Linked DNA regions of Homo sapiens: region 1 is linked to region 2. Evidence: chromatin contacts called from ENCODE Hi-C or POLR2A ChIA-PET data. All regions are on one chromosome and are shown on one strand. Each heading gives the region's core, a stretch centred on a gene start or an enhancer-like site at or near the end of the contact. The rest is flanking DNA. Distances are from core to core; before and after follow the strand shown. Region 1 has its middle 82 kb from the start of MIR574. Region 2 has its middle 55 kb from the start of LINC02513.

What was found. Hi-C counts contacts between places; a loop is a spot of excess contacts on that map. ChIA-PET counts read pairs that join two places held with the same protein, here RNA polymerase II (POLR2A). Pooled maps may share reads with other maps.
Region 1: a loop to region 2 is called in a pooled map, with 2.4 times the contacts of the local background. The contact joins two enhancer-like sites. A Hi-C loop is called at or near these places in 1 of 37 single-sample maps with no recorded cell type and 4 of 50 pooled maps. POLR2A ChIA-PET finds 5 or more read pairs at or near these places in 1 of 52 experiments (activated CD4-positive, alpha-beta T cell).

What each region holds. Positions count from the first base shown.
Region 1 is chr4:38,946,656-38,952,696 of GRCh38, forward strand. No RefSeq gene overlaps it. Among named protein-coding and RNA genes, the nearest start is that of MIR574, 82 kb to the left of the region's middle. Within about 2 kb of position 2,161, at least 10 of the 41 ENCODE cell types and tissues checked have a DNase peak (open chromatin) inside an H3K27ac peak, as active enhancers do.
Region 2 is chr4:38,308,853-38,314,717 of GRCh38, forward strand. No RefSeq gene overlaps it. Among named protein-coding and RNA genes, the nearest start is that of LINC02513, 55 kb to the right of the region's middle. RefSeq lists enhancers at 1,553-1,682, 1,693-1,852. Within about 2 kb of position 4,484, at least 8 of the 41 ENCODE cell types and tissues checked have a DNase peak (open chromatin) inside an H3K27ac peak, as active enhancers do.

The DNA.
Region 1 (6,041 bases), core at 911-3,410, 640 kb after region 2:
CAGGATCCAGATCTGTGCAAATGTCAGTCAGTTACTAAATGAATGATTTAACAGGCTTACCTTGGAAGTTTTTTATTCCTTCAATAATGCTTTACATAAATTGCATTCATTTCATTCTATGCAATTACCCTGAACAAGCGTGCCAGTTTTTTCTCTTAACATCAAGTGCAAAATCAGTTCTAGTCTAAATAATGAATGTAGGCCTGTGCCTGTGCCTTATTAAATAAGAAGCATCAAAAGCGGATCTCAAAATCAAAGTAAAATGAGTTCAAGAAAAACTGCTTTCAGGTATTGATATAGACAGATCGAAAGGGCAAAATTGAGTCCCAAATCTTAAAGCATAGGCCTTAGCTTAAATATTATACCCAACCAAGAAGAGAAGGCTCTGTTTTCTCTGAGTGTCACCCTGGGCTGCACATCAAGCTCATAGCTAAATGAGCAGTGTGATGAGCTGAGGCCCTGGCAGGGGTGAGTGAGGATGTGCTACAGCCTCAGCAATACCAGCTAAGGAACTATGGACCTCAGATGAGGGCTCAAAGGGGTTGAAGGAAGTTCAGCCTTCGGCAGGCTGAAGTAAAGTGCTGAATACAAGGTAGGGGCCTGAATAGGGAAATAAGAGAGTTCCTTTGCGGTTTGTAGAAATTAGCTTCCCCAAGGTGCTCAGATACCTGGGAAGTCACCTTCTGCACAGGCGGGCCATGGTGTTTTCATGTTAGAAATAAAGGCAGACAGATTCCAATCATAGCCATCCCGGAGGTCCAGGATATAACATCTCAGGAAAGCAATTTAGCAACAATTTGAAATGAACATTTAATTTCTCATCTTTCCTAAAAACGTGTGTGTGTGTGTGTGTGTGTGTGTTGAACAGATGGGGTTGATCATAATACATGACTTCAAATGATTTAATTTTTTATAAAAGCAATTATTTTTCAGGGTTAAGCTAGTTTTTTCTATAATGTAAAAACTGCCCTTTGATCTTCCTCCTAAGTAAGCGTGCCCTACATTTTGATATGCAGATCCAGGCTTCAACTTGGTGTCTTAAATTACTGTGTTTGCAAAGGCTCATCAGAAGAGATCATACTGAAAATCCATTTTAGAACTTCAGTTTCGCTCTGGTTTTGTAGTTGATTAGAATTCATAACACCATAGGAGTCTATTCAGACCAGCCATTCTTCCCATAAAAGAAAAAAAGGATATAGTTAACCATGTGTTGTATTTTTCTAGATTATCTCATCACTTATGCAAGTTTATGTTCATTTTCTGTATGTCCATCTGTGCTGGATGGTGCACTAGAATATCTACTATTATCCAATTCTGAGGAAAGATATTCTATTTTTTTTCTTTCTTTCTTTCTTTCTTTCTTTCTTTTTCTTTCTTCTCTTTCTTTCTTCTTTCTTTCTTCTTTTTTTCATTTTTTTTTCTTTTGAGACACACTGTCACTCTGTCCCCCAGGCTGGAGTGCAGTAGTGCAATCTCGGCTTGCTGCAACCTCTGCCTCCCAGGTTCAAGCAATTCTGCCTCAGCCTCCCGAGTAGCTGGGATTACAGGTGCACACCACCACACCCGGCTAATTTTGTATTTGTTTAGTAGAGACGGGGTTTCACCATGTTGGCCGGGCTGCTCTCGATCTCCTGAGCTCATGTGATCTCCCCACTTCAGCCTCCCAAAATGCTGGGATTACAGGCGTGAGCCACCACACCTGGCCTATTTTTTTTTCTTAGACCCTGAAAATAATCTGAATTATTCTACCCTTTGAACATTTTACCTTTACCAATGATTAAATTATTATACCCCAAACAGTAGGAAATGTATTAATGGTATTTCTGCTATTTCTGGTGTCTGGGGTCATCATAGACTGGGAATAGAAGCTGATTAGGGAGGATCAGAATTTTGTGTTGAGATTTAAACTACATTTACCTTTGCATCAGAGTGAATTTTTCTCTGCCTGAGCTGTCAGCCAAAAAGCAATTGGATTATATCAGCCTGTGGTCACTGCTGACTCACTTGACAGGCTTGTCTCTTGTATTAGTCTCAAAGGAATTCTATATTGCAAAAGAAGAATATGTTTATTTCTTAAATGCCTTCACTGAGTGCAGAAGTTTAGGGTGATCCAGAGATGTTCTATTTCCCGGCCCTGGGTTTCACCGTCAGGCTTGGAAGCTGCCACTTGGAAGGAAAAGCAAGCACAGAAGCCAAGGCCAGATGGATGAAAGCTTGGCAAAAAACAAGGCTGAGCTTCTGCCTCTGAGTCTCTGCCATCTTTATCCTTTTTCTCTCTCAGGATTTTATTTTTTTTTTGGCAATCACCAAGTACCTGTCTCCAGGATCAGCTTTTAACATCCTGCCCCTCTTTTCCATATCTCTTATTTCCCTTCTCTTCCTCTACATTTTTTTGTCTTATTTCCCCATTAACCAGAAAACAATTCATACAAAAGATTCGGTCATAATCACCAACATGCATTTATTGTGTGCTGGGCACTGTGCTGAGTATTTTATTTGCATTATCCCGCTTCATCTCCGTAATCACCCTATTAGGTAGATATTATCATGTCCCTGCACAAATGAGAACATTGAGACCCAGAGACATTATCTACCTTGTCCAGAATTACACAACTAGTAAAAAAAAAAAAAAAAAAAGAGCCAGGATTCAAACTCAGGTCAGTTCAGCCTGACTAGCTAGCGAGCATTTTTAACTATTAGACAGAGCCTCCCAACAAAACGAATGTAACATGGTTATTTTTAGAGACACCTGCACGCTCAGATTAGCTCTAAGGTAGATTTGAGCTGTGAGGTAGATTTGTAGCTGAAAGATTTGGTTGTCAACTTTGGTTGTTTCCATGCAACTGAGAACAAACTGAGACTAAAGAGACACAGAATGCAGCCACATGAGGTTATTTGGCCTCTGGGTGGTTCTCACCACAGGCCTCTTCATCATTTCACAGACGTTTACATCAAGCAGTTTCCTGGTCATCATCGACTCAGCATCCTGTCTCACAGGTGACTTTGATATCACAAAAACGTCTCCATTTCCTTCTCCCTTCCCCTTCTCTGGTGCCAAGGAAGCCCATTTGTACATAACCACCTTCCTGAAAATCCTTAACCCTCTCCTACCTTCCCAAAGCGTGGGGTTTGTTTACTTATCTAGACAGCCTTTAAGCTGAATCTTCAGTACCAAGCTCTGTGAGACACTGATTGATGTTTAAAGAAGTACTGAATAATGCCTTTCTACCCCTGAACTTGTTTCCTGTTAAGCTCAGGAACTAATGATCATGGTGGTGGTGATAGTGATGTGATGATGATGGCATACTTACTGATCAGTCGCTATGTTTGAGACACAAAGTACACAGTCTCTACCTCTACAATCTCATTTAATCCTCCATATCAACCTTAGGAGATAGCTACTATTATTATCATTTCCATTTTACAGATGGAAAATGAAGCTCAGAGAGATTGAGTGATCTGCCTATGATTATCCGACTAAGAATTAGAAAAGCTGGGATTTATATCCAAGCAGTATGTAGAATGCTAAACATAGCCATGGAGAAGCAGATACCCAGTCATAAAGAAGAAAATTTGCTCATTTTTTCCTGGGTCTGAGTTCCCTTCTTTCAGCTAATATTTGGCCTCCCCCTCCCTGCTCTCTGTCCTGTGGCCTCAAGCAGAGACAAATTGCTCCACAAATCTTTCTGTCAGAGAGCCAACCACATTTCTCCTGCCAGCACCCCTGATCCCAGGAGAAAATGAGTGCCCTATGTGCCCTGGTCTCCCTCATGTTATAAACCTTGTATGTTGAGTGATTCATTTCTCATTGAAAAATATGATCGCCTTTCGACATTTCTGCAGGAGAGCTCTAGTCAACTCTCCTTGGGAAAAAAATTCCACTGGTAGGAAGTGATAAAGGACAAGAACCCAAATGATGAACTGCAGGACAGAAAGACCCCGGCCATTTCTCTGTCAGAAAAAATCATTTGTTCCCACAGGGTATCTTGATCAGGAAGGCTTCTCCCCCAGACATCCGCGCGGCTTCCTCCCTCGCTTCTTGAAGGTGTTTATTCAAAAACCACCTTCTAAATAAACCACCTTTCCCACCTTCGTATTTTTTTCTCTTCAGGACATACCACTGTCTAACATCCTTTATATCCTACCGATTTTTCTGTTATCTGCCTTGCACGAGGATGTAGATTCCAGGAAAGGAGGGATTTTTCTGTGTTCTGTTTGTTACCATATTCCTAACACCCACAGCAGTGCTTGGCAAATAGTCGGTGCTCAATAATGATTTGTTGAATTAACAAATAGGTCAAAGTCTTCTGTGTATAATCTGTAAACGCTGAATGAGAGAACGGAAATAGCTGTACTATAGGGTAATTTGTGGGAAAATATCTGGTTGAGTTACATTAGGAAATGTTAACTGTGAAGTAATGGTGCTCATTTTAATGGTATTTGGTGGTATAGCATTAATGATTATGATTGGGGAGCTTAGAAATGAGTAAGCTTTTTCCCAGTAAAATTAATACGATGTACTCTTTTTTTACTTTGAAGAATTTGCTGTTTGAGGGGTCTTTCAAGATTCTTCAGGGTAAGGTAGACTGCAGTGAAAATTCAGAAGCCCTGAAGAAGTTAATGGTGGTGCACAAATACTCTGGAATATTATGCAACAGTAAAAACAAATGAAAAGAATGGAATAGATCCCTGTAGTGACAGCTCCAAGATGTGTAATTGAGTGAAAAAAAAAAGAAGCTGTAGTATGATATTTGTCTACAATAACATCTTTGTACACACACACACACACACACACACACACCCCTAGAAGATCCGGAAGGATACACATGAAACTGTTAACATTGCTTATAACCAGAAGTGAAAGGGGGTGCCATAGGTGGGGGAAAACATCAGAATTTCACAATAATCAAAAGGGACTGCAATGTTATTTGCAATAATTATGTTTGTATAATGAAATATATTAATGGAATACTTATGTAACTAAATTTTTAGAAATCAAAACAGGAAGCAAAAGAAATTGCTTCTGATCAGGGAGGTAAGAGGATAGGGCCCTGCCAGAGACAGAAAGTGTAAAAACACACAGATTGTTTTTCACTAGAAGAGCCAGAAGTGTCCATGAGAGTGTCTAAATGATTTGAATTTATTTGTCATCGATGTGCCTGTAAGTTTCTAACACAAAGTTGATGACTCTACACATCTCTCCTTGCTTTCCTCAGAAAAGCCCAAACCAAGTACTTCAAATGCATAATTTGTAAAGATTGTGATGATGTACACAGAAAAATTTGTCATTTCCATCTCATTGAAAAAGGCCTCTCACTTCCTTAGCCAGATCGTCTCTCTAATCCTCAGACTAAAACTGAACAGCTCTGGGATACATAATGACTACAGAAGCAATTTCAGAAACTTCTGGAGGGAAGCATCACACAAATGAATGATTCTGTGGTTCAGAATTATTAGCTTGATGCCCAGATGCATATCGTATTTGCAAGAGGCAGTTTACAATCTGCTCAGCTTAACAAATGCAGCACAAGGGGATTTAAATCCCTGCATTTGCAATTTCTGTCTCTCCCTCTCCAAATTTATGGTGAAATTATAGACACCAGTAATGTGTCAGGGCTGAGTGAACTGAGGTCTCTGCTCTGCTCTCACAGCTCCATTTCACTCAAAGGAGAGTAATAAATGGAAAGCAACAAAAAAGTCTCAGCAGATAATGAATCTGTGTCCTAATGACCTTCCCAAACTACAAAATGGATTCATAATTTACCTGATATTGCCCAAACCATTCGGTGCCTGTTGTGAGGTGTTAAGATATTTTGGACATTTTAGACCACAAATGTGCATTTTAAGCAGTTCCTCAATGATTCAAGAAGGCTCCGAACTACCTTTCCCTGTCAAGGTACAATTTTCCATCAATGACAGCGGAAGGCATGTTTCCACCCTTCCCTGTTTGCTGCCTTGATAGTGATGTGATCGATTACTAAGGAGTCTTGGTCTGTTCTGCAGACCCTGGGACTACAGTGTGGCCATTTGTATAAGATACG
Region 2 (5,865 bases), core at 3,234-5,733:
CAAATAGAATCCAAGTAAGATCACTGTAGTTGTTCTGTTTTCATCTACATGTCCCCTCCCCTCCCTTTTCCCCCTTCAAAGTCGAGAGAAAACAGGTCCTTTGTCCTACCAAGTGTTCCACACTCTGAATTTTGCTGATTTTTGTCTCCTTTGATGTCATTTAAACCATTTCTCTGTCTCTCTCCTGCATTTCTTATAAATTGGGAGGCATAAATAGAGGTACAATCTGACTCAGGTTTTGATTTTTTTGTCATTAGTCATAGGCAGTGTCATAGGCAGTGGTGTGATAATCCCACCAGGAGTACATACCGTCTGGTTATGTCTGTTTCTGTAATGTTAATATCTCTTGCCTGATCCTTTATTTTATGGGGATGCTATTCTACTATTCCTGCTTCGTTCGTTATGTGGAATATTTCCATTAAAGGAAATTTGTCCTCATCAACTCTTTAGTTACCCTAAATTTTGCACAGTAAAAGCAGGAAAAATGCTTGGTTATTTTCTATTTACCAGTTTTCAGCGAAATGAGCTATTTCCTAGCTTCTCTAAACGTGTCCGATGAGGGTTTTTTTCCTGAGTAATTTTAAACCTGTAACTTCACAAATATTGATGTGCTTCAGTCTACTGCAGTTATTGATGCTTGAACTGTATTATCTTTACCTGGGTAAACAGAACTTCCTCCATTTAGTTATTGGGTACTTGTAACACTACCCCATCATATTCTAGGCTCAACCTGTTCTATGTAATATTTTTAATGATATCTCTCCATATTATCTTTTGTTCTATTTTTCAACTAGCTGACAAACAGCTAGGAGGCGTGGCTGTTGAGGCTTCCTGGATTCATCTTCCAGCTTTTACATTTTCTGCTACATGACTTGGGCAAGTTATTTAACTTAGCTCTGCAACAATTCCTTCATCTATAAAATGGGAATCATAATAATTGTACTTACCACAAGTTGTTAATAGAAGGATAAACTGAATTAATGTATGTAAAAACACTGAGCACAGTACCTCACACACAGCAAAAACTCAACAAATAGTAGTTATTTTCATTAGGTTTAATAAGACTGCTTTAGTGTGTCCTCTTTCTAAATTTTTCTAAGCATTATTGACACAGTTGTGATTATAATTTACATTTATTTGCTTCCTGACATTTTTTCTTGTAACAACATACACATTATATATGTTCCAACAAACATTTCAGAAACACAAATTCCAAAAATGCTGTAAAACTCTATTATGTGGTAAATACCATAATTTACCTAACCTACAAGCTCTCCCATAAAGACAGCTAATTTCCAACTTTCCCTAGTATTAATACAAATAACGCAGTAGTGACTATCTTTGTGGACAGAGGTTTTTGTTTTTCTTCTACATTTAGCATTATTTCTTTACTACAAATTTCCAAAAGCGAAATGACTAAGTTTTGACCAAATTTATTTCCCCATGGTTTGTAATCGATTCACATTTACGTTTTTAGTGTGGACTGAAAAATGTTTATCCACTGCCAATTATTTTTCATGCTCTTTTATACAATCCGATGACAAAATCAAGCCATTGAAATTGGTCAGCGCTATTGAAAAAATGGTGTAGTATGGTCACAGTCTCCTAGCAGTCTATGTACAGCAATGTCAGCCTAGCTTCGTTGAGTCAAACCAGGGAGATGGAGGGAAATTTTGGCTGCCACAGCCTTGAGTGCGGTGAAAAAAGAAAAAAAAGAAAGAAAAAGAAAACCAGCACTCTGAGTAATCTAGTAATTGGGTTCTGCCCTCTCATGAGCTGACAGGAGACCACAATCACGTGAAACAACCACCAAAGATGGTAACAGCTCAGCAAGAGTGACTTGGGCTTAACAGGTGCAGAGTCCTGGCTTGGAAAGGGAGCTTGGCTTACCAGGGCTCTGCTGCACTCTTGAACCTGGCTGCAGGGGTATGAAAGGGGCTGAAATCTGGCCCAACCCCTGCCAAGCAGTGAAGCTTAGTGTGGATATTACCCTTCCAGAAGGATCCTCCCAGAAAGAGCAGATTTTTGCCACTCATCTACCCAGGAGAGGTGCTACTTTCGAATTCACACAAAGGCTGTGTGTGCCACATAGGTTCCTGACATTCCTTTGAGTGAGAAGCCTTGATCTGACAGGAAGACAGCTAGAGAGTGCTTAACTGTTGCTTCTCCAGAGTCAATTCCTTGTGGAAACTTTCTGTCCCTGCACCTGTGAAATGTGCTTAATGGATTTTGGAGACCTACGGTAAGATGGAAGATGATAGTCCTCAAAGGCCAGGAATCCCAAGGTGTATTACTTGAGCCACTCCTAAACCCAACAAAATTTCCCTTCTAAATTGCTATCCGCTCCCAAATAAGTATCTTAATTTAGCTAATTTTGTAGCCTAATGGTGAAGCTACAGACGCTAAATGAGAAAAGCCTGGATTAGAATTCTGCCTTCACTAAAATAATATCTGTGTGATCTCACATTCCTCCTTATCTGCAGATTCAGGAAATAGAAGCACCTGCTTTCCACTTTTCAGGGTTGTTTTGAGGACTAAATGAGTCACTGTGCATAAAGTATTTGGTGTGTTTTAAGTATTCCATAAAGGTGGGCTCTCACTGTTATTGTGCATTTGAGCCACCTTTGCCTCCTACCCCTTGTTTTGGGTAGGGAGTGGGTTTCTTCCTCTTGTGATGGGAATATTTCCATTTACCTGTGTTATACAGTCTTGGTTCTGGGGTTTGCATGCTGAGTGTAGCAGGAAGGGAGGAGGAAGCACTTACTTCTAAAGGGCACAGAATAGTTGCCACCTTCGTTAGCTATTCCTTTTCTATTTCCTATTCACCCAAGAGGAATTCCATGCATCTCCTCGGGCGTCTAGCACCGCCAGCGAGCAAGAACACACACCTCATTCCCTCCGATTAAAATGAGTAAGGCAAAGGGATGAAATGTTCCTTTCGGCACTCACTCAGGTAAATTGGTTCTCAGTGTTTAAAAGGAGAGAGGGGGAACAAGAATGATGCTCTGTGCCAGAGTTCTGTGTTAAGTGCTTCCAGTCCTCTGGCAAAAGCAGACTGTGCATAGCCCCACCCAGGCTTGAGGAGACTTCTCCCCACAGCATCTGTTTAAAATAAAAATATTGCCGTATGTCAGAGGAAGGTTTGAACCTTCCCACTGCTCCTCTCTTGCTCCTTCTGTCATAATGGAGGTAGAAGATTTAATGACAACCTTCCATTCCAAGGAGGAGAGACTAGATTCAAATCCTGTGATGGGGAGGAAGGACAGGAACCTAGAGGCAGAATATTGAATTCCAGGCCTTGTTCTGTCCTTTATTAGCTTTGTGAGCTTGGAACAGAGACTTCATCTTCTAGAAAGAAGTAATCTTAAGCTTAGGGTCCTTGATTGTGTCTTGCTTATGAGGTATCTTTGCCAAACAATTCAATGTGATTCTAATCAGACCACTAGATCTAACTACCAGTTTACAGAAAATACAGGGAATGGAGGAACATGTTAAATGACACCACAGTGATATAATCAGCAAAATCTAAAAGGTGAGAAATTTACAGGGCAAATCACTCTCTTTCTTTAACAAGAGAATGTCAGGGAGACAAGGAGGCCTATATAGCTGATAGAGATTTAAGAGAGTTGATCAAATGCAATGTGTGAACTGCTTTTTCTTCCAATGCAAACAAAGCAACTGTAGAAATACATTTACAGGAAATCTGAGACATTTGAAAGGGTTTGGATGTTTGATGACTTGAAAAATTACTGTTATTTTCTTTGGAAGTAACACTGGTAGTGCCATTGTGAAAGTTCTTCTTGGAGATACATACTAAAGTATGTATGGATAATAACAGAATAATATGATACAGAAATAGTATGTGTGCCATTTACTTCAAAATAATTTAGTAATAGAAGACAGATAGGGAGAGCGATGATGTAATAAGATCTGTCTTGTGTCGATAATTTTTGCAACTGGTCAATGGACTTATGATATATCCTCTCTAATTATAATATTCTCTCATTATAATATTCTCTCTAATTTTGTGTATGTTTAAAATGTTCCATCATAAAAGGTTAAAGGTATGAAAGAATGTGGGCTTTGGAGTGAGGAAGACTGCTTGGATCTACTCTTATTGGCCCAATTAACCTCTAATTCAGCTCCCTCATGAAGGAAAAAAAAAATAGCATCTGCCTCATAGGATTGCTCTAGGTACAAGGAAAACACTTGTCACCATGCCTGGCATGTGATAAGTGACCAGTCAATGTTAGCTGTCATTATTAATAAAACAAGAGATTTGGTTTAGACTCATTATCTTCTGTAGTTCTTTTCAACTAAAAGGGTCTCTGATTTCCAACCTATTTCATCATGTCTTGCTTGGCCCTGTTTATTTTCTCTTCTACTCCACATTCATGTTTCTGGAAACTAACTTCCTCTAACGTTCACCTCCCTTTGCCCAAGGCACCTGGACTCTTCACCTGGGCGGGCAGGTGTCAGTTCCATAAGGCGTGTTGGACTGACTCCTGGATTGGCAGGTGCAGGTTTCTGATTTCTTCACCTGTTCACTCCCTAGCTGGCTCTTTTTCTTGTAGCTTCCTGTTACCTGAAAGGAGAGCTCAGAGCTTCAGGAGGAGGGTAGAAATTGGAGTGGAGAAGGGCACGCAGGATGCAATTACATCCTGACTCTTAGCATGCCTCCCCAGCTTCCCCACCCTGCAGCTCGGCAGTGGACAAGAGTCAGACTCCTGGGTGCCTGGCCCAACTGTTTCTCCCTGGCAGTGTGGAACTGGGCAAGGCACTTGATTTTGCTCCTTTGTAAAATGGGGACAATAATACCCATGTTTTTGTTAATACAAAGCTAAGAGTGTAAACTCCAGAGCCAGACTCCAGAGCCAGGTTAGAATTTTGGCTCCACCTTGTATTAATGGCGTGATTTTGGATTTCACTGTGGCACAGTTTCCTCATTGGAAAATGGGAATAGTAACAGGATCTACCACATAGGATTATGGGGAGGCTTAAATTGAACAGTGCCTGGCACAGGGAAGGTAATCAGCAAATGCTGGTGGTTGTTACTGTCTTCATCTTGCTATCCTGTTGCACAAAGCATGTTGGGAGCTCACTCCAGTGCCTGGCACCTCACTCAAGCCCTTCTTTCAGGCCCGTTTTATTTCCAGACCAGCCCAGGCATCCACCCACCAGCAGTTGGGGCCAGCAGGGTGTACAGTGAATGTGTCACAGACCAAGGTCATGCAAGGAGAAACACTGTCACACCCATCCCAGTTTCAGACATTTCCTTTGCCCCAAGGCACTTTGGACTGTAATCCTTCCAAAGATGAACCTGGGGTGGGGTAGGATGGGACAGGGAGGAGGGAAGGAAGGACAGCCACGCCCTATGGGCTGTCACGTCTTGTGTGAAGTAAGTGACTTCCCCCAGGAAGACCAGAGAGGGAGGTGAGGCTGGAAAAATAGAATGAATCACCCCACCCTGGCTACACCCAACTGCTCCTATGGGCACCTTGAGGCCACAAACTGTGGGTCAGGAAGGGGCCCCACCACCTGGTGCCTGGAGCTGTAAGTTACTCCCCTCTTTGGAGCGGTGGTTTAACTCCTTAAAGCTTCTGACTCTGACTCATTACTCAGCATTGGATGGAGCCCAAGACACGTGGAAAATAAGGATGGAACCCAAGAAAACAAGAAGGATGGGAAACAACAAGGGATTCAAATCACAAAGGCAACAGCCCTGTGAAAAATTTTTCTTGAGCTAAGCCTGGTGGAGGGGCTTGATGTAGGCTAGGGTTACCCAGTGTCCTCCCTCCGAATTACAGGGGTGGGGATGTTTGGTCCCTGGCTCTGTTAAGGCATCAAATCTACTTTATGACTTAA